Linked DNA regions of Mus musculus: all the other regions are linked to region 2. A link is a loop called in an ENCODE intact Hi-C map of the cell type or tissue named here. Cell type or tissue: heart. All regions are shown on one strand. Links, peaks and the distances in the headings refer to the core of each region. The heading gives the core; the rest is flanking DNA.

Region 1 (10,059 bases), core at 1,278-9,277, 170 kb before region 2:
TCCACATCTAAGGTAGACAGATCTGTGAAACGCAGCAGTGAGGTTGATGTCTTACAGTAAATTACAGGTTGCCATGCATGACTGGTAGCAGTGCAATCTTGTCTAACTCAAGAAAAACAAGAATATCCTCGTTCTAGCTCATCCTTGGGCTGCAAAGCCTTGTTACTGTGTCCCGAAATGGGAGAGGCATGAAATACAAAGCCATGTAGGTGGCCTCATGGTGCTATCCCAGCACAGTACTTGTCATGTTCTAGGAAACTGTATGAAGCAATTTAAAGAGGAAATCGGCTGCAGTGTTTGTTCTCAAGGAACCCATAGTCTTGTGAAGTGTTGACGATGACAGGTGGAAAGAAAGTGGTCTCGAGGGTATAAAGAGAAGGCTATCTAAGTCATTTATGGGAAGAGCAACAGGATATCAAGTTCATTACCCTAGCTGAGTATTCTGGAGTAATTAGCAGTTGCCCAGGTGTTAGCTGGAAATTGTGATAATAACGGCAGTAAAGGAAAGTAATTTCAGAAGGGAAGGAATAGAGCCGCACAGGCAAAGTCATTCAAGATAACATTGCGATCAGGTAGCTGTATAGCCATAGTACAGAAGGCAAGCTACACTAGAGACCACACGGAAATTGAATATGTTCTACTGTGTTCCCATTTTATCATAAAAGTTAAAAATATATTAATTTTGTTTGTTTGTTTGTTTTTCGAGACAGGGTTTCTCTGTGTAGCCCCGGCTGTCCTGGAACTCACTCTGTAGACCAGGCTGGCCTCGAACTCAGAAATCTGCCTGCCTCTGCCTCCCAAGTGCTGGGAATAAAGGCATGCACCACCACTGCCTGGCAAAAATATATTAATCTTGCTGAACTAAAATATACCTAATTAATATATTATACCTGATTAGTAATTATGTCTGGACTCTTTGAGTTCATGATAACCATCTCATGGAGTAGGTATATTTTATTTACTTTTTTTTTTTTTTTGCGGGGCACTGTGTGGGTGTTGTATACATACTTAGCATTGATGAGTGCATGTGTGTACACAAGTACACACGCATATGTGTGCACATATATGCAGAGGTCAGAGGTCAGTGTTGGGTGTTTTCCCCTGCTTGTTCTATATTTTCAGCCTTTGAGACAGAATCTCTTCCTGAATCCAAAACTCATCAGTACAACTAGGCTGGCTGGCAGCTAATGAGCTTCAGGCATACCCATGTGTTCACACCCACAGAGTTGGGTTAGACATCTCATGCCTGGCTTCTTATGTGGGTTCTAAAGATATGAACTCAAGACCCCATGCTTGCTTGCAGGCGCTTCACTGTATGAGCCCTCTCCTCAGTCCCTCTAGCAAGCAGATTTTGCACGAACAAATACCAAGGGTTTTAAACCAATTCTACCACCATGTAATATTTGGTTTTTCTAACTGAAAGTTGTGAAACTCATCTATACTCCCTAATTTTTAAAGACACTTCACAGAATGCAGGTGTTATAACCAAGAAAGTGTTTTGCTGTCTTTCCAGAAGAGGATCGCTTGCTCCTCTCAATCATTACACGTTAGACATTAGGCAACGGGCTACCTGAGCTCTCCATATGTATGCTAGAATCCTACAACATAAAGTTGACTCCAGAGCTGCAAAACCATGAGCACCAAGACTTAAGTTTGCCTGGGCTTATTTCCCACAAATGAAAATATGTGGGAAGCAACTTTATCTTCAAGGTAACAAGACAGAGGAACTGAATGAAGAAGAGTTCCAGGGCACATTCACAATGGCCAAAGGCATCATCAAGTATGCAACAGAAAGAGGGAGTGGCGGAGGGATAAAGAAGTATAGTGGATATGAAGATGCACCGTTAATGTACTTGGCATTTCACATTTATCCCTGAAATGACATCAATATGAGTGAGCTGTGTAGGCTAAAGCAAAAGCATAATGAGTTCCAGTCTATCTGGATAACAGAGCAACATGCAGCTCTAGAAAACCTTACATGAATAGACCTATAAATGTGGGACTTCAAGTAAAAGAGACACGTACACAGTCTCATTCATCTCTCCTCTCTAGAGGTGACAACAATCAAACCATCAGTGTGTGGGTGACCAGAAACAGTCCTCATCATGACCTTTCTCGACCATGCTTGGTGTCTCAGCATGAGACAAAACGCTGTTCTTTACTTCTGCCGTTGTAATCCATTTAGCCCTCTTCTAAATTTAATAACGAAATCCCCGTGTTTTGTTTATATGTGCCAACCTTCTTCCTCCTCAGCTGTGTATTTCTGAAAAACATCTTGGCACCATCTTGGCACCTGAATTCCTGTCCTTCGTCTGTGTTGCTATGACAGGTCAAGGACACCCGGCCATTCTTTCACCATTCTTCCTGTTGGTGAATGCTTAGGTGGCTTCCCATGTGTTTAGTTTGTAGCCATGCAGTCATGAGCGTTCTTGTCTGTACACATAGTCCTACCACATACTGGCCAGTAGCACCACTTGCTCTTAAGGGACATTTGCGTTCAGCTAGAGCTAATTTCACACTGTTAAAAAAAAAAAATCCTGTAGTCCTTTCAGAGTCTATGGGCACTAAAACAAAATATCATATGGCTAAGAAGCACTTAGAAATCAGCATCAACCAAAAGTAAAGCTCTTACACATTGTTCTTGCAGAGCTCGAGGATGCAGAAACCTAAGGACGGGGAGATGAATCCCAAGGAGTTAGCTGGAGGCTGTGGATTTCCTCTGCTCAGAACCCCTCTGATTTGCCCAGGACGCATTTACCAAGTGTGATGGTTAACCTTGGTTGTGTTCTTTTCTGGATCTGGAATAAACTAAAAGGGTGAGAGTTTAGCTGAAGAGTTATAACATTAGGGTACTGAGAATCTTCAAAGTTTTATTGAGTTGGTCTATGATTTGACTTTATAGGTGTCGATGGGGGGGGGGCTATATACCTTTGTAATCAAAATGGCAGGCGGGCTTCTATGAACATTTCAGAAATCGTTGACAATTCTGTCCTGATTCCAGATACTATCCACCTAATGATGTTTATGACCCTCAAATCAGCAATGCATGTAGCAACTTTAAATATTAAACGTTTGAACACAACACAATCCACGGGTTACTAAATTGGTACCTGCTGAAGAATGGCAGTAGGGAAATATTGAAGTTTTTGTTCTCAATAATTAGGTTTCTTATGCTTTTATAAGAGCAGAACACTCTGTATATACAGTCAAATCACTGCAGTTCATAGCAGAGATTAGCCTCATACCAGGGCTGAGGTGACTCAGGCAGTATTCTTTACCACTGCGGCATGATGGCATGGGCAGTGTACATGCTGTGCACACAGAAGACGGTGGTGAAGTTTCAGGATGCCAGGTCGGGGAGCACTACCAGAAACTCCTGGAGTCGGTTATATACTGGGCTTGGATTTGTATTTTGTCATGGTGTGTAGTCATAAACCTGTTATGATTGACAGGTTTTTAACAAACACCAATTGTCACCAATTATCCACAGGTAGGTCTGAGCCACCAAGTACGGCGAATTGTTATAGTGGACGAGGTAGCCGATCACTTAGATGTAAGACAGAATGATTTGAGAGGAAAACCTATGGATCCAGGTTATTGTGGCATGAGAGATCCAAGTAGGATTATCTGAACATGAGGAAGAGAAGAAGTTAGAGCATTCTAAGATGCCAGATATTGTGCCTCGCTGGGCTAATAACCACAGTGCTTGACCTCAGGTGTGCTGAAAATGGTGGGGAACAGATGGGTACTTGGGGTAGAGAACATCTTCTGTCAGCCCAGACAAGTGCTAGAAAGAGTTCACTCACGTTTTACCTTCTTTCCCAAGGGCAGGAACAAGTCATGAGGGTTTGTGACTTGGTCGGCAGAGCTGAAAACACACTGGGTAAACAATGGCCATAAACGTGGGCAGCTGTCTTAATAAGCATGACACAGGTGATCGGGCCCATGGGTCAGTGTGGACAGGTGACATCTGTGAGTCGGGGGAGGATTCTAGACAGGTCTGGACATCTACTTACAGAATAGCTCAGGACCATATTCTGCTTTCTCCATATGCATGTTTCCTGGAGCTTACCCCTCTATGATACAGGAAGGTACCTCAGGAAACCATACACTGGTTTAACATAAACTTGAAATTGTACAGAAAAGCCTTGGGTGACCCAGTTCATCTGGATCTAAACTCCCTCTGAAAACATCTCATAATAGTATCTGCCTCAGAGGAGAGCCCTGGTCTTGTGAATCCCAGACTAAAGGACTTAAGGAAATCATCCCCAGAGACAAATGTTGATAGGCTTGAGTGCATCTCGTTTCTACCATCAGGCAAAATGGGGACTATAATTTAAAAATAAAGTAAGTATTTCTTGAACACACGTCTAAAACAATGATGTCCGAATTTCCAGTGTTCGTTATGAGTAAACTTCTTCCTGATAGACAATTATGGTCTAGCCTTGTCTTCAAGGCTGATAGATTGTCAACATGTAAATGTATGTGTGTTGCATCAATATGTACTGTCAAAGAAACAAGCTTCTTTTGACCACAAGATTTTTTTTGGGGGGGGGGGGTGTATGTATGACAGCAGGAACAGCTGAAATCCACCTTGAAGAAGGTAAGCCAAGGCTATCTGAAGTAGTTGGTTGGGAAATGATCTGCTCTTCAGGCACTAGGACCTCCTTTAAAATCTCCAGCCCTAGCCTAGGCAACATAGGAGAGCTGGTCCCAAGGGTTCCAGAGCAGCGAGCCTTGACGGTATGGGCCCTGGAGAGCCGGTGGGCTGACCACCTCAGCTACCACCCAGGCCCAGATCCCGTGCTTTGAATTGACCCACTCGAGCATCTACCCTACCTATGAACAGCTGAAGCAGGACTGGGTGGTCCTGCAGATCCAAGCTGCAGGATCGCCACCTTATAGGGCAACGACAGGATATCTGAGCGGAGTCCCGGTGAGGATCCAGGATTGATGGAGTAGCAGAAGCCAGAGGCCTCGAACCAGACCAATGACTCACTGCAATGACACACCTCAGCTTCCAAGGTGAGAGATCTTCTTTCTTTCTTTCTTTCTTTCTTTCTTTCTTTCTTTCTTTCTTTCTTTCTTTCTTTCTTTTTCTTTCTTTCTTTCTTTCTTTCTTTCTCTCTCTGTCTCTCTGTCTCTCTGTCTCTCTCTCTCTCTCTCTCTGTCTCTCTCTCTCTCTTTCTTTCTTTTGGGAGATGTTGCAGGGGCAGAAGGCTGATACAAAGGGATGGGGAGATGAGTAGGATTGGGGCTAATGATGTGAAATTCACAAAGAATCAATAAGAATTTTTTTAAAAAATCCTCACCGTCCAAGACCAGGCCTGCTACGGTGCTGATTCTACCCCAGCAGTGGGGACAGAGGCGGGGAGTTTGCTGCTTCAGTCTAATTCCATGTTTAATGAGATAATTTTTCTCTAAATGTGAAAAGTAAAACCAAAAACTGCTGTTAAGAGCCCCCTCAACTCACAAAAGTCATTTTCCCTTTGACTACGTGATTCTGTTTCAATGTCGCAAGCATTTGCTGCCCTAATGTCTCAAAGGCTGAGCTAGAGGTAGATCACGGAAGACCCCTGAGGTCAACCCCCACCTACGCTGCCCCTTCATGAGCACATACACACCCCCTAAAGGAGCACATATATATGCCACACACACCTAAAAAATAATAAATAAATAAATAAATAAATAAATAAATAAATAAATAAATAAGGTATTCAGATCAGAGGTTGTCTTCAAAACCAAAACAAAAGAAAGAAATAAAAAATATGAAAAGTTTACATCTGCATATATGTTGTACTATTTTCTAAGAAACCAGATTTTTCACCTTGTGTGGAGGGGGACCTCATCTTGGAAGAGCAGACTTAGAGAAGATTTTATGAAAACCTGTGATTCCTAATCAAACAACTAGAAAATTAAAAAGTAAATACATAAAGAGGCGTGAAAGGTTAACTGTGCACACTCGTGTGGTAGCTAGGTTACCCCCCACCACCCCCCCCCCCCGCCTCCATCATCTCTCTGCTGTCACCGTGGGGCCCTTACATGATTCATAATGTTTCCATACAGGTTTGCCTCCTGCCTTCCGAAGAGATGGAGAATAATAGGAGTGTTTTGTCGTTTGCGCAATGGCGTGTGTCTGCCAGTAGATGGCAGTAACACGTTGAATGCTGCCAGCTTTTTCTTTTTCTTTCTTTTTTTTTTTTTTTTTTCCTTCCAGGGCCGTTTTCTGATATATGTTGGGTATCATAGAGTGAATCTCAGAACAGGAAGCGGAGGCATAAGCAGAAAGGATTCTGGAAAGGTCTCTTTGTTTTCATATCCACAGAGAAAGCAAGAAAAAAAAATTGAATGTAATTTGCAAATCCCTGTGGCCCAAATCTGAAGAACTACTGGGGGTGGCACGTTCCATTCTAACCATCTTGGATGCTGTCCTTTGTTGAGCTGTGATTCCTAAGGCTCTCCATCAGGTAAGCTGACAAAACATTTAATTATTTGCACCGTAGAATCTAGCCACCAGATCATCTTCTCATTTTAAAATCCTCCCCGTGCTGCCATTTTTAAAAGCCTAATGTTTAGATGTAAATTATAAGAACTAAAGGTATCATTTGATTTGTAAACTGCTTACTATTATTCCTTTATCTTTCAAAGGAAACAGCCTCTGTCTGGAAATGGTGACTTACAATACAGACTAGGAATTAAGGAGTGTGTGTCTGTGAAAGAAACAGATGTTTGGGGTTCATTGTATAGAGAGAACATCTGTTTTGTTAGACTTAATGTCAACCCACTAGATTTCAGGACGACACCGCCTATTCGGCATCTTTAAATCATTAAATGCTCAGTGAGATTGGAGCTACCTTTTCTGTGCTTTATTTTTTTTTTAAATTCAATTTAATTTTATTTACTTAGAAGCTCTGGAGAAGCCATATACAGACAGTGATATCAATATATAAGGGTGTTTGGCTATTTAGACATTCTTATTTTTCTTAGAAATTTATCAGCATAGAGGGAAAGAGACCACCCAGAGTAACATTAAAATACATTTGATTTGGTAAAAGTGAAATGATCCATGAATTCCTGTATGTCCCATACCCTCCTGTTTTGTTACCTTTTAACAGCCAGAAGCTTGAGAGCTGGGTAGGTTTCTTTCCTTCCTGGAACATTTCATGGTTGGTTTTTATTATCAGTACTATTACTACCAATCACCAGGAAAACTCACTTGAGACCAAATGAGAATAATTTACATTGTGTAGAGTCTGTGCCTGTCACTGAAATGTTTTACACCACACTCATAATGTTCCATTCAGTGATCACACTGCTACATTAGCAGAAGACCTACAGGCAGTAGTGGAAAGACAAGTTTTTAAGATTACAAAGCTCTCTCTCTCTCTCTCTCTCTCTCTCTCTCTCTCTCTCTCTCTCTCTCTCATGTGTGAGTGTGTGTGTGTGTGTGAGTGTGTGTGAGTGTGTGTGTGTGTGTGTGTGTGTGTGTGTGTGTGTGTGTGTGTGTGTGTGCAATAGGTAGTGTAATGTCTCTTGTGAGGACAAAGATGAAGCCATTAGTGTTTGTGAGGAGAATCTGCATGGAAATATTACATCTAATCTATTCTGAGCAGTGTGTCCTGCAAGAAATACAGACCCGTGATATCAACCCAGGCTTTGGTCGGTACTAAACAAAGGGCCTTAAAACAAACAAACAAACAAAAAAATACCTTGGGGTACCTGAAGTATATTTTCTCATCATGTTGGCGAACAAACCAAGCAATCTCACTCAGTAAATGACATCGGGAGGCAATACACTCCCCCTTAAAACATTTCAAAATAGTGTCTGCCTCAGCAGAAAGCCCTTGTCTCACATATTTCAGAGCTCCGACTGACTATAGGATGTAAAGAAAAATGTTTTCTTGGAAAGGGTTTTCAGAAATAAATGCTAATTGGCTCAGATGTATTGTACAGTACCCGCCACGCCTGCAGGTGATTGAAAGTGAGTAACTTCGTGCTTTGTAAATGCCAGAGCTGGTTGATTGGACTAGTTTGCATTTATGAATGGATATTTATATTTGGACCCTGGATGCTACCTGTTTGATTGTGTTTTTAAAGTTGCCGTGCCTCCTTAGCTGCTCATCTGGCTTGGATGCTCACTTCTCCTGGTTGCTTGTCTTGCTTATTCTTCTACACATATGGTCGTAGTGGGAAAAGCTGATGTGCACACACAACTCCACCTTGCAAAACATGCCCTTTGAACTCATCAGAAATGAAATGTTCCTATTACAAGCCATCTAAAGCTAATGAGAGTATTTCACTCTTTATAAAAAATGCAGAGATTCATTTGTAAGGCACACATTACTTTTATTTTTTTTTTTAAGGTAGAGCTTAACTCTGAGCTGGAAATGGGGACATGGTTCAGGTTCTGCCACTTGTGAGCTTTGTAGGCTCCAAAAGGACAGCAGCTACCACAGAAGTAGTTGAGAAGTCAAGTCAAAGCCAGATTCTAATTCCTTCCACTTATTGCTGTTGATTTCTGAGTTCAGCTCTATGAGGGGCATCCCTGGATCTCCTAACTCCAGTTTGACAATGAGTGTTTCACTGGGCATGAGGGTAGAGAAGTGGAGACATTTTGGCGGTCTTTGGCCAGTTCCTTCTTTGCTAGAAACAGCAAGCAGTGGATGGAAAACTGGGGACGAGCTTAGCAGCTTCACTGTTTTCTAACAAATAACTCAAGTTCTGTAGCCTCTAGCACACTGTCCATAGAGCAATGATGTGCCTACTTGGAAAACTGTGGAAATAAAATAGTTTCTGTTCAGGGCTTAGTGACTGTCGCCTTCCTCTCTTATTTGCCACCCCAGCACCCAAGAAAGGAACAGGTAGCATTGCTGTTATTAGTGCCAGTGATGAATACCTTCTGCCACAACGGGGAAGGTGGAGAGGGAGGAAACCAAGAGGGGATTTGAACTGTGGTTAAATGTTATCTTGGTTAAGTGTTATCTTGGAAGAGGGCTTTGGCTGAACATCAGCAAGACCAATGTGTTACCCATGACAATGTCAGTTAGTGGATGCAGGCCCTTTCTGGTGAGTTCGTGGAACTTCTAGATGTTTCTCCCTGTCCATTGGTGTTATTTCAGACTGCACTGTGCTTGTTTGTATGTTTCATTTTTTTTTTCCTTTTAGCAAAATCAAGTGATGATAAACCAAGAGCATTATCATCACTTCATCTTACCTTAAGAGGACTTGCATTTCAGACAAAAGGCCTCTGGGAGGATTCACAGAGGCAAATCTATGTTTTGTGAGGGATCACAATTTTTTTTTTTAAAGTAACTTCTATAATACTATGATAATCAGATCACGGCACCTAAGCCTAAGAAATGTCTTAGCTCTGACTGAGACCCAAACTCTCTGGGCCTAAATCCTGTTAAGGTCACAGTTATATGTGGGAAGGCAAAATGTGCCTGATGAAATTGTTGACATGCTACGAAGGCCCCACTTCTCCCTAAAGACTCTCTAAGTGCAGCTTGGTGCTTCTGACAGCTGTGTGCTACCAGGATCTCTGTGAGCTAGAGCCTGGGTGACCTTTCAGCACCCCAGGCCTCCTAATCCCTTCCTTCAACCACCCTGGGCCTCTTTAAACTGACTCCAGTAACAGGGCTGTCAGCTCCATCTTCATGGCCACCAGGATGACTTAATGGACTCAGGATAGCATAGAGAGGACGGCCGAGAGCAGGAAAGGCTGAGCAACTGCAGGGTAACATGTCTCAGCAGGACAGGCTCTGAGCCTGGAATCTGTTGCCAGTCATTTCTCTTGGCTCCAGCTTCCTCCAAGTTCCTGTGAGTCGTTAATTGCAGGGTGAAGTTTATCAGAAACCATCTGTAAGTGCAAGTAAGTAATGTCTTTTTTTTTTTCCAACAAAAAATGAGCATAGAATGAGATGGTGACATTTCTTGCCTTCAGGGGCTACACACATCCCTATTTCTTGTTATCCTTCCTGTACAGAAACTTGGTGGACTTACTTTGTGGCAATGTCTCGCTTGTCTTGGAAAATCTATTATTCATTTCTGTACTTCTCT
Region 2 (10,059 bases), core at 1,437-9,436:
ATCAAATCCAAGCAGTGTGGCACGAGAGGAGGAAGACAGACAGAGACACCCATGAACTGCCATTGCCACCCACAGACCTGCCCTCCAGAGAATGGCCCAGGTGGACCCTAGACACTGGCTTACTGCCACTTCAAGTGGCACAGATGGAGGATGCCACCCAAGGGCCCATCAGCCATGTCGCCATCTTGCAGTAGGAGTTACCACAATGCATAATATTTGTGGTGGTCAAATGGGAGAGAAAGAGAAGTGGGCCAGCTTGAGCATTATGAAGATAGATGGTACTGAAGTCTGGAGGGTCGAGAGAAGTAGCCTGCTGTGAGTGCCCAGCCCCACCACCTGGGGCCGTGGTAAGGTCCCAACCCGAGCTGCTACTGAGGGCAAGGTCTGGGTTCTTGGCTACACAGTGGCAAGGGCCGGAGTCAATATCCATGGCTCAGTAGACATCCCTGGTCGAGGCAGCCTCCAGGAAGCACGGGGATGTCTAGGGCTATGTAAAACGGGCCCTGCCCCTCACTGGCTGCTGTGCTCTGGAGAGCTGGCCCCATCTCTCACCCAGGCAGCACAGTGGAACTGGTTCTGGTGGCTGGGGTGTCCCTAAGCTGGCCCAAAGGCATGAGTGTTGGAAATCTGACCCTGACTTGGGGTGGCATGGGTGCAGAGTTAATGGTCGCCTCCTCTGGCAGCAGGGAAAGCTGCCCACAGGGTCATGAGCATAGGAGAGCCCTGCAGCTCTCTAGCTGCAGCACTCAAGAAAGCAGGCCCTGCATGTCACCGGGACAGTACAGTAGAACTGGCCCTAGTGATGGGAACATGGGTGAGCCAGGAGTGTGAGGGATATACTATGGGATACTACAGCTTCCACTATGAGATGTTCTCTGTGGTTTGATCTTGTCTATTGTTTTTGCCATTTTGGGGGGTGAGACTGCAAGGGCAAAGGGCAGACATGGGGGGACGGGGAGCTGAGCAGGACTGGAGTGCATGATGGGAAACTCACAAGAAATCAGTAAGAAGAAAAAATGCAAAAAAGTAAAATAAAATCAAACCGTTTAAAATGGGCAAATGCAATTTGCCAAAGAGGGCGATGGGTCTTAAGACTGGATGAATGCAGGATGAGAAAAGTCGGCCACAGAGCAGCTCGTGGTGATGGACTGTAGCTAATGCTTCGCAGCTGCATTGGTTGCTTATGGCACAATAATTTCAACTGGTAAATCATAGTAATATTTCAATTAGACAAAAAGAAAGTCCATCGAAATCCTACTATTATGTGTTGAACGCTCCAAGATTCTTCCTGGCTGTGCTTTTAAATGAAGCTATCCATCTGATTTTCCATTTTCCTCTCTTACAGTGTGGTAGATTTAGAGTCTCTTCCCAAAGTTTCCTTTGTCACTAACCTGGGCATTTCTCCAAGCCCAAAGATAGTAGGGAAATTATACACTCGTCCTACATGATTTTCTTTTTTAAGCAACTGGATCTGGCTTTCATCTTAGCAAGTCTCAACCTTTCGCTATGTGTAGCTATGTTTTTGTTATTTTAAATGAATGCATCTCTGAGACCTAATCGAAACAGAAAGCCTTCAAGAAAATCTGAGCTCATCGGTGTACAATAAGAGCATGTTTAAATAATCTTCTTACTGAATATACAGAATTTTATAAATGCATGATATACAGACAGAATTATATACATGTAAAAACACCTTAAAATTCCAACTCCAGAGAAAGCTGCCAGTCACTGATATAGAGCACTGTCACCTCTGTTAACGATTTGGACATGAAAACAGAAATAACATATTAGATATAGGCACTATACATGGGATAAAAAGAGAGCCCCTATGTGTAGCACAAATATGCCAACATGACTTAAGGTTAATACTAAGAAAGTTCACTTAATGTCAATAACTAGTCTGTTCTCTCTCAATAACACAGTAAGTGAGTTACAGCCATGCTGAACATTTAAATATCTGATTAGAAACAGAATAGTAAACGTAATTAGGTTTGAGATCACTGAAAATATTTAATGCCTCTTCAAAAACAAAATGATAGAACTTCATAGGTTTTAAATTATGATTTCAATAATTCCCCATCCTTTTTGTGCTAACAATTGAGACCAGGACCTTGTTCCTGATAGGCAAGCATTGTTCACTGTATACTTTTACCTTATTCTATGTAAATAATCTACATGATCTACAGCAATATGCCTCTGTATGCCTTTTTATATTTAAAAGGTTGAATTCCGGGGCTGGTGAGATGGCTCAGTGGGTAAGAGCACCCGACTGCTCTTCCGAAGGTCCGGAGTTCAAATCCCAGCAACCACATGGTGGCTCACAACCATCCGTAACGAGATCTGACGCCCTCTTCTGGAGTGTCTGAAGACAGCTACAGTGTACTTACATATAATAAATAAACCTTTAAAAAAAAAAAAAAAGGTTGAATTCCAATATTTTCGGTTCTGAAAAATCAACAAAGGCCTGAAGTGCACACAGGGCCTTTTCCTGTCTCTGCAAATCGACCTGCACACGTGACTTTATCATGGTTGCAACTGAAGTGGAGAGAAAATGTGTCCTTTTTCTCTCTGCTGAGCTCACTCCTCATCCATTGCTCCTGCATCTTTATTGTGCTCATTCCTTTGGGACACGTTGATTCCAAGCTACTTCTCTGACTACATAGAGTAGCTACTTTATACCAGTTTTTCAGACTATATGGTGCTTCGTGAGCTATGGCGATGTGTTTGCTTGCTAAAGAAAAAAATCTTTGTTTCATATGACACAGAATGTACTCATTTTAAACAGTAATCATTAAAACTAGTCTTTTTATGGAACATTTAGAAATCCTTCACAAAGTTTTAAAATTGCAGTTCAATAAACATCCCCAGAAGAGATCTTGCTCTCAGATCATAACCGTGTAATATAAAAGTCTCCGCAGATCCTGGAAACTATAAGTGGCCAAAGCAAAGAGACAAAATTTGGATGGGCTCAGCTTCTGGACTGTAGGGTTGGAATTGTTGGGGGATTATTAGTTTTCAACTTAACATAAGGCAAAGAAGAAGCATTCAGATTGACTAAGATGACTAAGGCCCGGTACCCTAAGTTTAGACTTACGTTTGTGTTCTAGGAGCATAGCTCAGTTAGAAGCAGGGCCTAGCAAACACAGAAGTGGATGCTCACAGTCAGCTATTGGATGGATCACAGGGCCCCCAATGGAGGAGCTAGAGAAAGTACCCAAGGAGCTAAAGGGATCTGCAACCCTATAGGTGGAACAACATTATGAACTAACCAGTACCCGGGAGCTCTTGTCTCTAGCTGCATATGTATCAAAAGATGGCCCAATCGGCCATCACTGGAAAGAGAGGCCCATTGGACTTGCAAACTTTATATACCCCAGTACAGGGGAACGCCAGGGCCAAAAAGTGGGAGTGGGTGGGTAGGGGAGTGGGGTTGTGTGGGTATGGGGGACTTTTGGGATAGCATTGGAAATGTAAATGAGGAAAATACCTAATAAAAAATTAAAAATAAATTAAAAAATGAATGACATTTTTGACAAAGAACATTTAATTATTCAACAATTGTCTTACTTCTTAAAAAAAAAGAAGCAGGTTACTTAATACAGTGAACAAAGTAGATATTCAAGCCAGACAAGGTGGTAAACACCTGTAATGCTGGAACTGAGGACTGTGAGTTCTAGGTCAGGGTGGGCTGCATAGCAAGATGTTATCTAAATAGAGAAAGGATAGCAAACCAAAACAGTCTGGGCTTTGCTTTCAAGGTCAAGGCCTAGGAGGAAAGCAGGAATTCAGCAAGTACGCACACGCCTTATGAATTGCTGAGAGGATGCTGTGAAGCAGGATACGGGATAAGCAGCGCGCGTTCTATAGATTATGGGAACACTGCTTTAGACATGTATAGGGACACATGCGGCCCCATCAGGACAGTAGTTTCCATTAATTCCCCAATAAGCCCTGATGAACCAAGATAGGAAGCAGGAAAACTGGACTAGGAACAGAGTGGCAGTGGACCCTAGAGAGGGAAATAGGATGTCTGCCTGCGAAATTATGGGCGTTCCCAGAGGCCGTCAGGAAATTCACCAATTAACTTTGCAACTGGCCTGTCTCTGCAGTATTGTTTCATATTGCACTGGATTCTGGAAGTTTTTGTTGAACTTTTTTTTTTGTTCCCTCTCTCGACTACCGTAGGAGACAAAAGACAAAAGAGAAATATAAAATGTAGTCTCCATCCTCGTTGCCTTTATGAGTAAATTGAGGAGATATACACATAGCAAGCACACAAAACCACATTAAAATTAAAGTTATACAAACAAACAGTAAGAAAAGCCAACAGAAAAGAGATGGACAGGAAGGGCAGATAGAAGCAGCGGGTGCAGTGGAGTCTGCAGGCAGATTGCTTGGACAGGAGGGTGTTAGGAAGTGTGGCTGTATTGGATGAGGTGTGTCACTGGAGGTGGGCTTTAGGTTTCAAAAGACCACCTGGCAGGACCTGGCAGGTCCTGGCTCAAGCTCTCTCCTTCTACCTCTGCCTTCCCTCTCTTTCTGTCTCTCTCTATCTCTCACTGTCTCTCTCCCTCTCTGTCTTTCTCTCTCTCTCTGTCTCTGTCTCTCTGTCTCTCTGTGTGTGTGTATGTGTGTGTCTCCCTCTCTCTCTCTCTTCTCTCTCCCTCTCTCTCTCTGTGTTTCTGTGTTTCTGTCTGTCTGTCTGTCTGTCTTCTGCCTGCAGATCAAGATATTATGCTCTCAGCTTCTGCTCCAGTGCCAGGCTTGTCTGTTTCCCACAGTGCTGATCATGGACTAACCATCTAAATCCATAAGCAAGCCTCTAAATGTGTTCCTTTGTGGGACTTGCTTTGGTCATGATGTCTTTTCACAGTAATAGAAAAGTAACGGAGACAAGTGCCTCTAGTCTGAAAGGTGAGATTACAGTCTGCGTAGAATATACTAAGGCAGAGAGCTTCACCAGTGGCTCCAGCAGTCTACATTTTATTTAGAGTTTCACTGTTCTGACAACTTTCTAGCCACAAGCTATCTAATTTTCTACCCAGAACATGGAAAGGTAATCACACAGAACAATGCCTTCCTCTCTCGAAGATCAAAGAATGGCAGATCATGCAATGAGGTGTCCTAAAGACTTTCAACTCCACAAAGGAACCAGGCAGGTATGGGTCAGCATTTTCCAAGAGGAGCTTTAAATCTCAAAAGAAGCAAAATGCTTCCATCTAGTGGCTGATGGACAAAACTGATACAAACACCACCCTAAGATTCTGTTACCCAAAGGCAGAGAGAGTCCTAAGGCATGTGTCCACGGTTACATGAAACAGGCAAGGATTTCTTTAAGTTCTAAATCACACTACACGGAGATGTTTCTGTTTGTTTGCTTGCCTGTTTGTTGTTTTTTGAGACAGGGTTTCTCTGTGACGTCCTGCTACCTCAGGTTGTCCTAGGCTAGCTGAGGCCTCGAAACTGTTCACCTCTCCTTTCATTTTAGAGCTGTTTTTCCTCCAACCAGTGGAACTGACAGAAACATATGGTGAGAGACACACAGTAAAGACAACCAGGGGTGCATACCACAAAATTAGGGGAGCAGAAGATAGTCACCCAGAAATCCCAGACACTGAATTTAGGGCCACATCCAGGCATTCATACATGTTCTGTGCTGAAGGTGCCATAGACTGATATACCCACAGAGGGGACAGATTCAGGTAACTTTCTGTAGTTTTCCCTTTAGCCTGGGGGCTTTGGAGCCTCTGGGTCCTCGAGACAAGGGCAGAAGAAGTTCCTGGGGCCCTGGAACATCTCAGGTGTGCACTCCCTAGGAGTTATCCATGTTGCTTAGCATGATAAGTGTAAACACCCTACAATTTGATTATATCAAAAGATAAGCTCCAGGTACTGCTAAGTACAAGGAACTTCCCTTAAAGGAGACTGACAGGAGGTCCAAATGAAGGGATTGAAAAGTCTCTGCTACTGAAAGGAATACAACACAGCTAGAGGAAGAAGGAGTTAGACAGTCAAGAATCACACATACTGGCAGAACATAGGACATGGGGTCAAATGGTTTTCCCATAGCTATACAAACTATAAAGGACATATAGTCCATATGGTACGGAAAAGGTAATATATATCCCAGAAGCACAGTCTCATTGAGTACGCCTTGTTCACCTTCCTCACAACTCCGTGGTTCTCATGCTCTGATCGTGAATCTGCATGTGGACCCTGAAGGTCCTGTTCCCAAATGTTTTTTGTTAGATCAATAAAGACACTAACTGCCAATAAGCTGGGAAAAATCCACAGGACTTCCAGGTTTCCTGCAGGCAGGCTAGCAGACGTCAGGGAGTAGGAAGAGATTTCGCCATGCTGTGGAGAGAGAAAGAGCCAACAGCCATGTGAGATCCAGGGTGGGGTGGCCGTCAGCTGCTTCCCTGACTGGGCCTGGGGTAGCAGCCAGGAGCTTAGAGACCAACTGAGCTGAGGGCAGATTTAGAGTTCTGAGCTAGGAATAAAGGTAACTGAGCAACTAAAGTTGAGGGCAGATTTAGGGCGCTGAATTGGGAGTGAAAATAAAGGGCACAATAGCTGGAGAAGACTTAGAAGAGTCCAGCCATTGAGTTAAAGCACATCAAAATTAAGCTAATGTGTACATGTGTCTTTTATCTATGAATCTGATGGGACCTGGGCATGGCTAGTAGCATGGTCTGCCTGGAGCTTAAAATAGGGCAGTAAAATCTATATGCTATACTTCATGTTTGCCTAAGAATTAGAACTCAGGTGGTCAGGCTCAGACCACTGGACAGCAAGTGTCTTTATTCACTGTGCCATCTTACCAACCTCACTATGTTAATATTTGAAGTAAAAAAATGACTTACTTTTAATAACTCCATACAATGCGTTATTACTATAATGGTGCCCCGTTAGTGTCTCTTTTCACTCTCGCTCTCCTGATGGTTGCCTTCCTCTCCACAGCTACTCCCCCCTTTCCTTTAGTTACTTTTCTGTTGCTTTGAGAAGACAGCATGGCTAAGACAATTTACAGCAGAAAGATTTTTATTAGGGATTACGGTTCCAGAGGGATGAGAGTTCATTGTGGTGCACGAAAGGTGGCCAAAAGTGGTGGGCAGAGTGGCCAGACCACAAAGGGTCTCAGTCAGAGACAGGAAGTCCAGAGCTCATATGCTCAAGCACAGAATGTGTGTGTGTGTGTGTGCACACGCTCGTGCGTGCGTGCTACAAAACTCTTTTTATTCTGTAGAGTGCAAACTACAGGGACTGTGTCCTAAATAATTCTGCCCTAAATCAAACCTTTCATATACTATGTAAATTAAATGAGATCAAACATCACCAATATCTTTTGGAAGATCATTTTTATGTCTTAAGCATCTAACAAACTTCTCCCAAAGGACTTCAAGATGAAGGAAAAGAGGAGGAAAGTAAGCCCATCGCTCTAACTCCAGACCTTAGCACAACTGACACCAAGATGGAAGTCCCATTCAGGCCTTGGAGCCCAGCACAGAGGCTCCTCACCTGCCACGATGAGACCAAAGGCCTAATCCCTCAAAGCACACAGTTCTGGAAAAACTGGAAAAGTCCCCGTATGTACTAAACATGTTCATTGGTTTCTGTAATTCTGCTTCTGGCAAACTGTTCTTGCTAACTGGGTTGTACAGACCCAGGATGTACATTTTTGTGCTTAAAACTCACCCTGAAAAAGGCTTAGGTCTGTATTAGGATTCTGAACACCAGCAGGCTAATAAAGACTTTCTACTAGGTCAAACCCATGTCCAAGTAGTCTCCTCTGTTAGATACCTCACAGTTCTAGGGCATAGTTCTAATCCCAGAATTCAAGAGGCCAAGACAGGAGAATTACGAGTTCTAGGCCAGCCTGTCTGACTTACAAAATAAGACTGTCTCGAAATAAAATGTCAATAAAAGAAAGACATCATCAACTCTATAGACTTCTTGCTAAATGTCCTCTGTAAACTTAAACATGAAAACAGAAAAAAATATAACTGAGAACAAGTCATTTAAAAAGGAACAGTCAAGAAGGCACTGAAGAACCCAGGCTAGCTGCTGAGACTGGCTTTCCTAAAAGTGATCCCTGAGATGAAAAAATGCACAGAGCTTCATCTTCCAAGTATTCCCTGGAGAATCAGCCAGGCTATGGCTCATTTGGGGCAGACCACAGAGCACTGCCTCAGTCCCCAGGGCCGCGATGGTGACCTCAAGTGGTCCCATTAGCTGTTGCTGGGGAAACAACAGCTCCAACCAGTGCCATCCATCCTGCAGTCTGTGAGTCCAGCCTGCACAACAGGCTCTGAGAGATGACATCATTCCCTGATAGAGTGGAACAGACCCGTGCTCCCCAAGGAGGGGTAATCTCCACAAACAGAATTCAAGGCTTCATGTTTGATTGGATTAAAGATGTGAGGAGGACCGCCACTGAGAACAGGAATGGTTAGGACAATGGCCAGACAATAAGTATACTTTTATCATGATTAAATTTTGAATGTTATAGTTTTGCTGACACAGAGAGAGTGTCCATGCCGTTAATAAAATAATGATCAAAGAATTTATTTCATCTTCAAGTAAAGTGTGATGATGTCTAAACTTTCTCACAAGCACTTTAGTCACAAAGATATATTAGTGCACATGTGGCCACATACATACCATCACAGATATGCTAACTTGTAAACTTTATGTCTAGACAATTGTGTACATGCATGTATGTCAGTTCAGTTAGGGTTTTAATGCTGTGAAGAGATACTATGACCAAGGCAACTCTTATAAAAGGCAACATTTAATTGGGGCTGACTTATAGTTTCAGAGATTCAGTCCATTATCATCAAGATGGGAGCATGGCAGTGTCTAGGCAGACATGGGGCTGGAGGAGCTGAGAGTTCTACTTCTTGTTCCAAAGGCAACTAGGAGTAGACTGCCCTCCAGGAAGCTAGGACAAGGGTCTTAAAGGGCACGCCAACAGTGACACACCTACTCCAACAAGGCCACACATCCCAATAGTGATACTCCTTGAGTCAAGCATATTCAAACCATTACATATGTATAAAGAGAATGAGAGAGAACTATAGGGAAATATAAACGAGTGCTGGCACTAAGCAGGAAGGTGTGGCTATCACACTATTCTTACTCCCTTTCTGTAATTTTGAAATGTTGTTTGTGTTGAGAGGGTCTCTCATTGTGTAACCAATGGAAACCTTGATTTGAACTCCTGATTCTCAACTAGCCTTATAGGCACACCCCACCATGTCTAATTTTGAAGTTTTAAAACTCAAAAGGAAAAAAAAAACACTCAAAAGGTGGAGTAAAACAGAATTGATATTTAATATTTTCAAGAAATTATTCGGGGTAATATTTCAAGAAATATTTAAGGTAATATTTTCAAGAAAAAATATATTTTTCAGTTTTATCACATTGCTAAAGTGACTTTTTGAGAAAAAAAAAACCTAATAAGGTTTTGAAAGAACTGAAATACGAAAAGGGGAGGGGCCTTCATTATCAATATTAGCAAATTTCAATGTAGCCGCAAGTATTTATTGGTTGCTGCCTTCCAGATAGGGAATCCCCCGAGTTGTTTGTTTTTGGTTTTTGTTTTTGGGGGGTTTTGTTTGTTTGTTTGTTTTTTCGAGACAGGGTTTCTCTGTGTAGCCCTGGCAGTCCTGGAACTCACTCTGTAGACCAGACTGGCCTCGAACTCAAAAATCCTCCTGCCTCTGCCTCCCAAGTGCTGGGATAAAGGATGTGCCACCACTGCCGGGTTCTTGCTTCTTAAAGGATGGGTTCTGACCCCTTTTAATCATCTCCTTTAGCCTTGTGATTCTCGGCCCTTCCAGTTCCAATTTTTTAGTGACATTTTTAAAGAAAATACTAAGATACCAAAACGTCACCAATAAAATTGGAAGCTGACAGCGCACATCCTCAACCACAAACAGGAGGCAAAGGGGTGGGGCGAAGAGGAAGTGGGCCGAGGCAAACCCTCCCCCAGAGAAGTACTTCCTTCAGCAAGGCTCCACTTCCTGAAAGTTCTGCAACCTCCCCAAACGCACC
Region 3 (10,059 bases), core at 804-8,803, 270 kb before region 2:
TACATGTATACAGTAGCATGTGCATGTACACACAAGTACACACACACACACACACACACACACACACACACACACACCCCAAAGGAATAAATAAATAAAGGTAGTAAAACATCTAAGAGTTTTTCTTGGGCTAAGCATGATGGCACACGCCTTTAATCCCAGCACTCAGGAGGCAGAGGCAGGTGAATCTCTGTAATTTCAAGGCCAGCCTGTTACACATAATGACTTTCAGGATAACCAGGACTACATAGAGAGACCCAGTCCAAAAATAATCCAAAACAAACAAACAAACAAAAGCCCCAAAACAAACAAACAAACAAACAAACAAAGAGTTTGTCCTAATAGAGCCTTAGCTGTATTTCAGTTTCTTCTGCTTTGAGTTGGGTTCCTGAAATACACAACTCTTCATAGAAACTCAAGGTTTCTATGCATTCCTGTTTGTTCCTCTCCCCTGCACAGCTCTGGTCTTTACTTCTTTGGATTTCCCAGGACTGACTCTCAGCAAGACTACTGCTTCTGCCTAGCATAAAACCTCTTATTTCAGCTTCTGTGTTTAACTTCAAGGACTAAATCAAGTCACTGTTAGCTGTCAAGTTCTCCCCTGCCCTGCTTCCAGGAATCCTGTCCTTCAGGAAGGAGAATAAAGGCTGCAGTTGAGTCTATATAGACAGGCAGACTGACGCCTGTGAATAAAACCAAGGAATAAGTAATCAAAAGAGAGTCGGGGAGAAAGTCAACACAAGTGCCAATGGGGAAAGAACCTGGAAAACATTTGGAAACTCCAGTGCATGTATGAATACACTGTATATATTCATGAACACAAAGTTTACAAGCACTCACGTAACAAAAGAAATTAGTACAATTCTGACCAAAGGACCAAAACAACAACAACAAACCCCACAGTACAGATTCTTTGCCTCTGTGTATTTTAATTGATGAATCACTGAGAAAAATCAATGTTCAGAAACTTCCAGTAGAACACCATAAAGCTCAAAGGCATGAACAACTATCTTGGCCATCTCACTAAAGTGAATGAAGTGTTGAAGGGAGTGAGTGATTGAGAAAGGAGCAGGAGAGGAAAGAAAGAAGCAATGAGTCAGAGAGAATAAAAGCCCTCAGGAGGTGAAAGGGCTTTACTTACCGTCTGTCCCACCTTGCCAGAGGCTCACTGCTGAGGAAGAGCAAAGAGACACCAAGGGACATTGACAGCCACGCAGTTTGTAAATGTTCTACTTTATAATTAAGTCAAAGGAAAAAAATCATTTTAAATGACTATTAGTCAAAAGGATATGAATGTACCAAAATCTTAATAGCTAATTTTCTAATGGGGTTGAAGGGAGTTAAAATGTACAGGGCGGAGGTGGCACTGAACCGAGAGATTGCTTTCCCTTTATTCAATACTATAAAGGTCTGAAAAAGAGAACACAACAGGTGAAACAGAATTTACAGACCACATCAAGGACGTTTGAAGAGAGTAAAAGACCCCTCTAAAATATCAAGTGTTGCAACTGTTACAAACAAAGGACAGGACACGGGTCTTTTTTCTTGCAAACCATTCAAAATTTGATAAGGACCTTCAGGAGGTAAGGAATACAAAGACAATTTTGTGATTAGGACCACAGACTTCTTGGTAACTTTGCCGAGTCTTTTACTCATGTTTTCCGCCATGTCTGTAATTTTTACACAGCTTAAAAGTGAGGTTTCAGCAACTTCTTCATTTAGGTAATTTTCTCATGAAAACTGTTAGAACTTTTTTCCCCTTACACGTGTTCTGCTGTTATTTCTTCTGCAGGGAGCCATGGGGAAATAACAGTCTGTGGTGTAAAGGCATAATTAAGCCTGTGGAGGACCCCAAAGCCTAAGATCAAATTCAAAGCAATAGGGGATCTGAGACACTGCTCTTAGAAGTATAAAACACACACACAGATCCTTTCTCTACTTTTCCCTTTATCACAATGTCAGTAGCACCAGGGTGAATCTGCATTCAATTTATGGTATAATGAGTACTCAGGAAAATAAATTGGCTTTGTCTTCTTCACATGCCCCCTTGCAGGATGCCTCTTCAAAATATGACTGTCCCAAGAACACAGGCTCAACCAAATGCTTTCAAAACACTTCTGGAATAATGGCTCCATTCCCTTATCAGACCTACCCAATATTCTACAGATATCTTAAGAGATGAAAAGAGGCACCCTCTTCACCATCTTAAAGAAATCGAGGAAATAAAAGCAACTGGTCTAAAAACTCACTTTCTTATTGATATAGTAGGGGTCCAGGTCCTCCAGGGGCTCTGACACCATCTCTGGAGGAATGTCTCCATAAATAAAAGGAAGGGATTTTCCTGCTTCCAAGTCACTATTTGGCTTTGGGCCATTTTCGTCGTCTTCGTCCTTGCGTTCCTGTTTGGGTCTCTTAGCTTTCTCTTCTGCAATGCGTTGTTCAATAGCAGCAAGGGATTCCCTGGTAAAGAAGCGGAAGCTGTCAGGTCCTGGCGGTACCAGCACTGATTGTGCCATCTTTTCATCCTGCTTCTTTAATCACTGTTTAGCTCCTCGCATAAGAAAGTGCTACAGAAACAGGAGGGGAAAAAGCAATGACCATTAAGATAACACGTGAGGGGTGGCAATCACAGGACACTGAGCATCAAGTATGCAAAGCAAAACAGCTAGAGCACTTCCCAAAGGCAGCTGCTTCCAGCGCTGTGAGCCCTCATGCATGCATTCATTTGCCTGCATGAAGATCTTTCTCTCACATCCAGTAGGTGTGTATGAGGTAATCTATTCTCCCACTCCTGAAATGTTTGAAGTGATCATGCTACTTTGGGGGAAAACACCCTGTTCGGAGCTTGCAAATGGAAGATACTGTGTATCTTTCTGTATGCTTGCTGTTTCGTTTGTGTGAATATTTTGGGAAGCCATTTTTATTCGCCCTGCATTCTGTCTGAACATATAGCATTCAAAATAAAAGAAGGAAAAAAAATCACACAAAATTGTAGAAGCAGGGCAGTAATCTTGCTTCTGCCTCTCTCTCTCTCTCTCTCTCTCTCTCTCTCTCTCTCTCTCTCTCTCTCTCTCTCCATTTTCTTTCTTTTTACTTTTCCTTTGGCCCAATTTAGCACCTTTAAGAGTTTATTCAAAACCATGTCATCTGTGGAAACAGGTAGCGAGCAAGGCGGGGTGAGGCGATGCAGGAGTCGCCCGGCTGAGGGCTGCGTTTGGAACTGCTGGCAAACTGCACAGGAAGGGACCAGGCACCTGCCAGCACAGGCAGGAAGTCACTCACATCAGAGGTCTGGAGCTTGGGCATCCTGGCTTAGCAACCTGCTGCCAACGAGTGTAATTGCTTCTTAAATTAACAAATTTGCAGTACCAGAGGAAACATCACCGAGAGATACCATATTTCCAAGTCAGAGTCTCATTTGATAAAATCTAGCAGAGTGGTGTAAATATCCATTTCAGAATGGGGACTTGAAAAAAGTCTAACAGTTTCTCTTTTAAGCATAGTCCCTGTAATATGGGTCTTTGTGATGGTATATAAATGGGCTTTAACTGGTGTTCAAATCACACTGTATTAAAGTAGATAACAGTTGTGACTGCAAATGTGACCTCGGCCAGTTACAGGAGTTTCTGTGCTGTAATCATCCCAGAATGCCATTTAAAATCACTTAATCTATTTCTTCTTTTTTTTTCTTAAAAAAAAATCCATTTTAACCTCTACACTACAGAAATGAGTTGCCACTGTAATATATGAGATACCTCTTCTAAGAGTAAAACAAGTGACTAATTCATTTCTGTAGTCCACACCTGGGAAAACACAAGCACATCTGAACAACATAAGCTGCTGCTGCATAGTTTTCATTAATTTTTATTTTTAAAGTTGACCAGCACCTTTCAGGCACCAGCTGTCAGATTGCCCTGTCAGCATCACAGGATCTCCAAAGCATCCCTCATTTTCCTCTCTCATCCCCAGAGGCCCTCATGCCTAGCGGTAGGCACAGGCATCAAGAAAATCCTTGCACGTTCAAGGGAGAAAACTGCCATCCCCATGCCTGGTGTTCTAGGGGAACAGACATGCTAAACATGCAGCCAGCAGCTTCAAAATGAAAGTGGTCCCCCTATAGATTCCCCCAAGGATTCTACTGCAAAGGTGGAGACGCCTCACAGAGAGCAAGCATAGTTAAGAACAGGAACACATTACCCCTGAAGAAGCTGTTACAGAGTTTTGGGTTGATAGGCTGGAAGCAAGAAGACTGCAGCTAAAATTCCATCAGGCTTTAAAAAAAAAAAAATTTTTTTTTTTTTCAAATTCTCCTTTAAAGACCACACCTAACTTCCTGTAAGAGGATTCTGGTAACTGAAGTAAGAACAGGCATTTCCTGTGCTGCGGGGACTACAAAGTGACATTTTTATAACTGCCACTAGAGGGCTGGGAACTGTGAAGAAAAACACCTTCCTAGAAAAACACTGAGTACGCAGCCGGCGGCAGCCCTGAGCATTCCTGGGTGGAGCCCGGAGGAGGGTCTGTAAGCCGCCAGGGACCCGAGCACCGAGCTGAAGATGGCAGCGAAGCATTCTGCTGACTGGCAACGCTTTCGTTCAGCGTTTTATTTTCTAATCCAAAAAGACACTTCATCAAAATAAATAATTCAAACGTAAAAAGAAGCAAATAGCTAAGGGTTCAAAGATTTAAATCCCTACAGTGCGTTACTGATTCTGTTAATGAAATCACAATAATGGACGTACTCTGCACAGTCAAGTTTAGCATTACTCTCCTTTCCAGAATATCTGGGGTCCAATAAATTATTGTTGACTTAACGAAGAGGCAACCTTTTCACTATGCACTAAGTTAATTTTCTCCAGTAAAATAAATAAATAAATAAAAGTTTAATTTGATAATGTATAAAGCTCCCCCCCGCCCCCGACTAGGTCATAGAAAGGAAACCAGGAGAGATAACCCTGGATAAAGCACTTGCCTCACATAAATGAGGACTTCAGTTTGAATGCACACCCTCCACATAAAAAGAGCAGGCAGACAGTCCAGTCCACCTGCAATGCCAGGGCTACAAAAGCAGAGACAGTGAATCGGGTAAGCCAAGTTTAGTCAAAGGAGTTACCTCCAGCTTCAACTGAGAGACCCTGATTAACAATTACAGCAGAGAGCAGTCGAGGGGATACCCGGCACCAGTCGCTGGCCTCTACATACAGGCATTCATATACAATTTTACACACACACACACACACACACACACACACACACACACACACGCTGGAATACACACCGTATACAGGTGATTCTCAACCTTTCTTACTCTGTGACTCTTTCATGAAGTTCCTCATGGTGTGGTGACATGAAGAATATCTGGTACATGATCCCCACGAGGGTCACGACCCACAGGTTGAGAACCACCGCCCTATTCAACTAGGTATGCCCCAAAGGGGAGAAAAATGCATATAGAAAAGAAAAGCTATCAGGGGGAATAAAGTAGTTCTGACAGGAAACGGGGACCATAGCCAGCACACTTTCAACTAATAACATAATAAGAGTGGAAGACCTACTATGTGCCAGCCACTAGGCTAAGATGCCTGTCTGAACTGTCCTGTGACTTTCTCCCCAAAACACTTCCCTGACTTACATTTGAAAAGAGAAAAGTCACAGAGAGATTAGAAAAAGTCTCCCAGAAGTTATGTAAACACAATTCAAACCCAGTCTGACAACAACAACAAAAATCTGTATCCTTTATATAGTCCTGAAAAGGAATACTCATGTAACCTAAACCTAGAGTACACATGAGTTACAAATTAGGCAGGGCTGCAAGTCTGTCCTCCTTGTCAACCTGACTGGATTTGGAGTCACCAGGAGACACACCTTCCTTTGGCATGTTTTTGTTGGGTGTTTTCAGGGAGGCTTAAACCTAGGAGGATTCAGACTGGATAAGGGAGGTCCTGTCTTAGGCAGGAGAGCCCTGCGTTGAATTAAATGGAGGAAACCAAGAAAGCCAACTGAGTGCCAGATTTTTCTGCTTTCTGCCTATGTCTCCAGTGGCCTCATGGTCCTGTCAGCTCCAGCTCCTGCCATCAAGTCTTCCTACCATGATGGATTGTTCTCCTTCTTACAGCAGGCATTTTGTAACCTCATAGAGAAGTAGCTAACACAGGTTAATCTCCCAAAGTTACATATCTGTGTATTCCTGGTCTTGTTTGAGTAGAGCTTATACATTTTGAAATGAAGAAGGGAAACCTAGCCATAAATAGTATTTTACTTACTGAGAAAGTGACTCAAACTGGCTGTAGCAAAAAAGAAAATTAAAAAAGGAAAGAAAAGAATGTGTTGGCTTGTAGTTTATTGTCTAAAGCTACCTTTATAGGATGAGTCAGGACCTCAACTGATGTCATCAGTTACACTGTATCCTTTAGCTCTGACTTCCATAGTGAGAGATACCTTTTAGAGGCACGTATTGTGATAGGTCCTATACAAAGTCCAGCCTGCCAACCTCCCAAACTCAAGTGTAATAGGAAACAACAGCAACATTCTCTGTCTCTCTGTCTCTCTGTCTCTCTGTCTTTCTCTCTGTATCTCTCTGTCTCTCTCTCTGTCTCTCTCTGTCTCTCTCTGTCTCTCTCTGTCTCTCTCTCTCTCTCTCTCTCTCTCTCTCTCTCTCACACACACACACACACACACACACACACACACACACACACACACTTAATCACCCACTCACTCATTCACTCACTCACTCACAACAAAACACAAAAATACTGTCTGTCATCTCTCACCGGTCCCAACTCTACATAGGTCCTGAGTGACCACTCTGCAAAGTGATCTTTCCAATTAATTGGCTTTGCCTAAGCCACATGCTTGTCAACACAAAATCCTCCCTTGAGACAGGTGAACTATAAGATCATATTGGTGAAATAGAAGTGATGAAAACCAGGATGGCAGGGTGGAAGTGATCTGGAGAGACAGCTCTTCAGTTAGGAGCACTGGCTGTTCTTCCAAAGGACCTGAGTTTGGTTCCCAGAGGAACCTTGGTGCCTCACAGCTCTCGTAACCCTATGTCTAGGGTGTCCGATGCTCTCTTCTGGCATTTCACACACACACACACACACACACACACGAAACAAATCTTTACAAAAGAATTTTGATTAGTACAATAAGGGATATATTAATATAAATACGTACTTTAGCAATATATTAGTTGTCAAGTTTCACTGTCTGAAAATGTGGCAAGTAACAATATCAGTATCAGAATATATACACAGTTGCCTTTGGATTTTAAACTATATTCATTTGTATCACTCTTCATGAAGAAGATTTTATAATAACTTTTAAGGTAAGGCATTATTTTTTGAAACCCTCATAAAATACTGGAGGGACAATAGATAAAGAAATTAGAGAAAGAAGAAAAAAACTTAGAAATTGTATTTCTAAATTCTGGTATCATTGTTCTACTGCTACCTCTTTTTCAATGATTTCTTTCTTTGGGGTTTTCGAATTATAAAAAGAAAAAAAAATGGATGGTGAAGGGCTGGTGAGATGGAGCAGACATAGCTGTACCTCCTTGTAATTCCTCTGCAGGGAAGGGAGTAAGAAGCGGGCACTTCCCAGGGGCTTCCTGGGTAGCCTGCTGGGCTAATTAGGCAAGCTCTAGGTCAGTGAGAGACCAAGTCTCAAAAAGAAAACAAGGGGAATGGCATTCAGGCTCAACAGCCAAGGCTGTTCTCTGCTCTCCAAATACATGTGCACATAAGGCTGCCCACAAGTGCATTTGAACACGCATAGAAACACATACACACACATACACACACACACACGGGAACATTGATGAAGTAAAAATGTAAATTAATCAATGCTACTAAACAGGATGATATAAATATAAGTGGTACATTTATACTTACATAAAGGGACAATCATAAAAAACAAGGCTACGTAATAACTATTGCGTAACTAATTTCTCTGCATAAGAATTGGCATTTATATAATATAATAAGTACTGTAAAGATAAACACAGTAAGAAAATGACTGTTATTATTTTCTGTAGATAAGAATGTAGTCATGTAGTAATTGATAATTAATAGCTTGGAATAACTTAAAGTCCTAGAAACTTTGGCTCCCCAGAGTGAAGAAGATTCAGAAAATCTGAGAAATGCAGTTTCTAGCACTGTTTTAAAACAGTGACTTATAATGTGTGCAGAAACTTAGATAACATTTGTTAAATCTTATTTGAAGTTTTTCTTTTTTTATTTCCAACAGATTTCTCAAGGACTTTTGTCCTGAGCGGTGAGCCTGTCCTCCTGGGCTTGTTAGTGGTCACCTGCTGTGATTTTGTTTCCTCTCTTTATTCATCCTGAATTCAGCCCCTTTCTATAACTAACAATTTCCCCAAGGGAGAGAAACTTCTGGACAGCCAGACTTTCATGTTTTCTGTTGGGGCTTAGGAAAAGAGTACAATACAATATGAAAAACCAAAGTGCAGTTTGTACCAGGTGAAAAATGTCATTTTTTTCTTTTTAATACTAGATGTATTATAACATGAAACAAATTTCTTTTCAGTTCTTTGTGTTCATACTATAAGTCTTGAGAATGTTTAAATTAAAGCTAAGCATTCTTTTTTATGATTATTATATCTTTGAATATAGCTTGTTTTTATTTAACGGAAATGCTTACCATGATGAACTCAGAGAAATGTAAGTCAATTTGAAGAAAAGAAAAAAAATACACTTTACAAGGATTTTTTCTGAAAAAGTAAATTATAAAGGGAGATATTCTAGGCTGGAAAGATATATCAAGTGAGTAAGAATAAGTAAGTAAGTATACATAAGTAAGTAAAAGTCCAAGATTCCATGTAAAAGTGCAGCATTGTGGTGCCCTCTGTAAATCCAGCACTGGGCAGCTAAGATAGGTGTGTTTACTATAGTGAGGCAATCCAGCAAAAATTCCAAGGTCCAGGTTCAGAGACAGACCCTGCCTTCCAATATAAGGCAGAAACCAATAGAGGAAGATGACCAAAGTTAATCCCTGACTTTCATAAGTGCACACAGAGGTGATTTAAGCCTCTGTATGTACACACACATATACATACACTATATTGCACACACACACACACACACACACACACAAAGACATATGTGACCTCTCTTCTGATCATGCTATGTTAACTAAAGCAGGAAGACACAGGGCAAGCATTGAACAACAGAGGCTCCTTTGATTCAAAGTGGACTTGTGTCTCCTGTGCCTCTCAAAGAATTCAATATACTCTGCCCATGAGTCCCATCCTCTGACTAGTGTTGTGGTAGACTTCCCCGCTCCAGTGAATTGCAGCCTCTACATTAGAGGACACCTGGGTTGGTTGTGATGAAAAGCCATGGCTCTTGCTTGTCTTGGCAGGATGGGGTGTGTTCTTGATTGCACCTTGGCCTGCCTCTGTGCCTCCCAAGTTCCAACAAAGCTAGCAACAGTAGAACATGAATGTCTTCCTATCAGCAACTTAGCATACTCCCTGGAGAGTGACAGTGATCACTGGGGTGAAGTGGGAGCAGGGAGGCTGAACAGTTGGGAATTTCAGAGGCAGGAGTGTAGATTATAACATGGAGGTCTGTAAGATTCCCTGCCAATCCAGCCCTAATAGATCTTTTCCAACCAACTGCTCTCCCTGGTTTATTTTTTGCATCATTAATGAAGGAGCCAACTTAATTTAAAATGCAAGACAAACTGAACCACTAGTTTGCTAAAACTTCTGAAATGAAATTCCATTCTCCAAGGAAAAACCAAAGTACATATAGAACCTTGTGATGGTCGGTCTTCCAGCACTACCCCTTTCTAATCTTTTCCTTCCATTTACCATACTGTTCTACATGATCACTACTGTCAAATAGTCAAGAAACAACCTCAGCTCATCCATGTAAGCTGTTTTTCTTTTTGCCTGATGTACACACATGCACACACACACACACACACACACACACACAGAGAGAGAGAGAGAGAGAGAGAGAGAGACAGAGACAGAGACAGAGACAGAGACAGAGACAGAGACAGAAAGACAGAGACAGAGAATCATTTACT

What was found. Peaks named below come from ENCODE experiments on the same cell type or tissue, not always from the same donor. Only the 100,000 strongest peaks of a DNase experiment are listed, where the experiment ranks them.
Region 1: a loop joins it to region 2, with 6 times the contacts of the local background. A loop is called at or near these places in 14 of 42 quality-filtered maps.
Region 3: a loop joins it to region 2, with 7 times the contacts of the local background. A loop is called at or near these places in 11 of 42 quality-filtered maps.

What each region holds. Positions count from the first base shown.
Region 1 is chr2:65,563,674-65,573,732 of GRCm38, reverse strand. It overlaps Scn3a (sodium channel, voltage-gated, type III, alpha), which reads left to right and starts at 6,241. Exons shown (of 27, transcript NM_001355167.1): 1 at 6,241-6,467. Gm34833 (a long non-coding RNA gene) reads right to left here. Exons shown (of 6, transcript XR_003953838.1): 3 at 2,633-2,808. In heart, for the core only: a CTCF peak has its summit at 6,140 (motif pointing right); no DNase peak of the experiment used is centred there; H3K27me3 peaks cover 523 bases.
Region 2 is chr2:65,391,466-65,401,524 of GRCm38, reverse strand. No RefSeq gene overlaps it. Among named protein-coding and RNA genes, the nearest start is that of Gm34688, 12 kb to the right of the region's middle. In heart, for the core only: a CTCF peak has its summit at 5,228 (motif pointing left); no DNase peak of the experiment used is centred there.
Region 3 is chr2:65,662,953-65,673,011 of GRCm38, reverse strand. It overlaps Scn2a (sodium channel, voltage-gated, type II, alpha), which reads right to left. Exons shown (of 27, transcript NM_001346679.2): 2 at 2,250-2,567; 3 at 1,292-1,410. The coding sequence starts at 2,516. Among named protein-coding and RNA genes, the nearest start is that of Scn2a, 47 kb to the right of the region's middle. RefSeq lists an enhancer at 8,107-10,059. In heart, for the core only: a CTCF peak has its summit at 4,404 (motif pointing right); a DNase peak (open chromatin) is centred at 4,461; H3K4me3 peaks cover 960 bases; H3K27ac peaks cover 412 bases; H3K27me3 peaks cover 260 bases.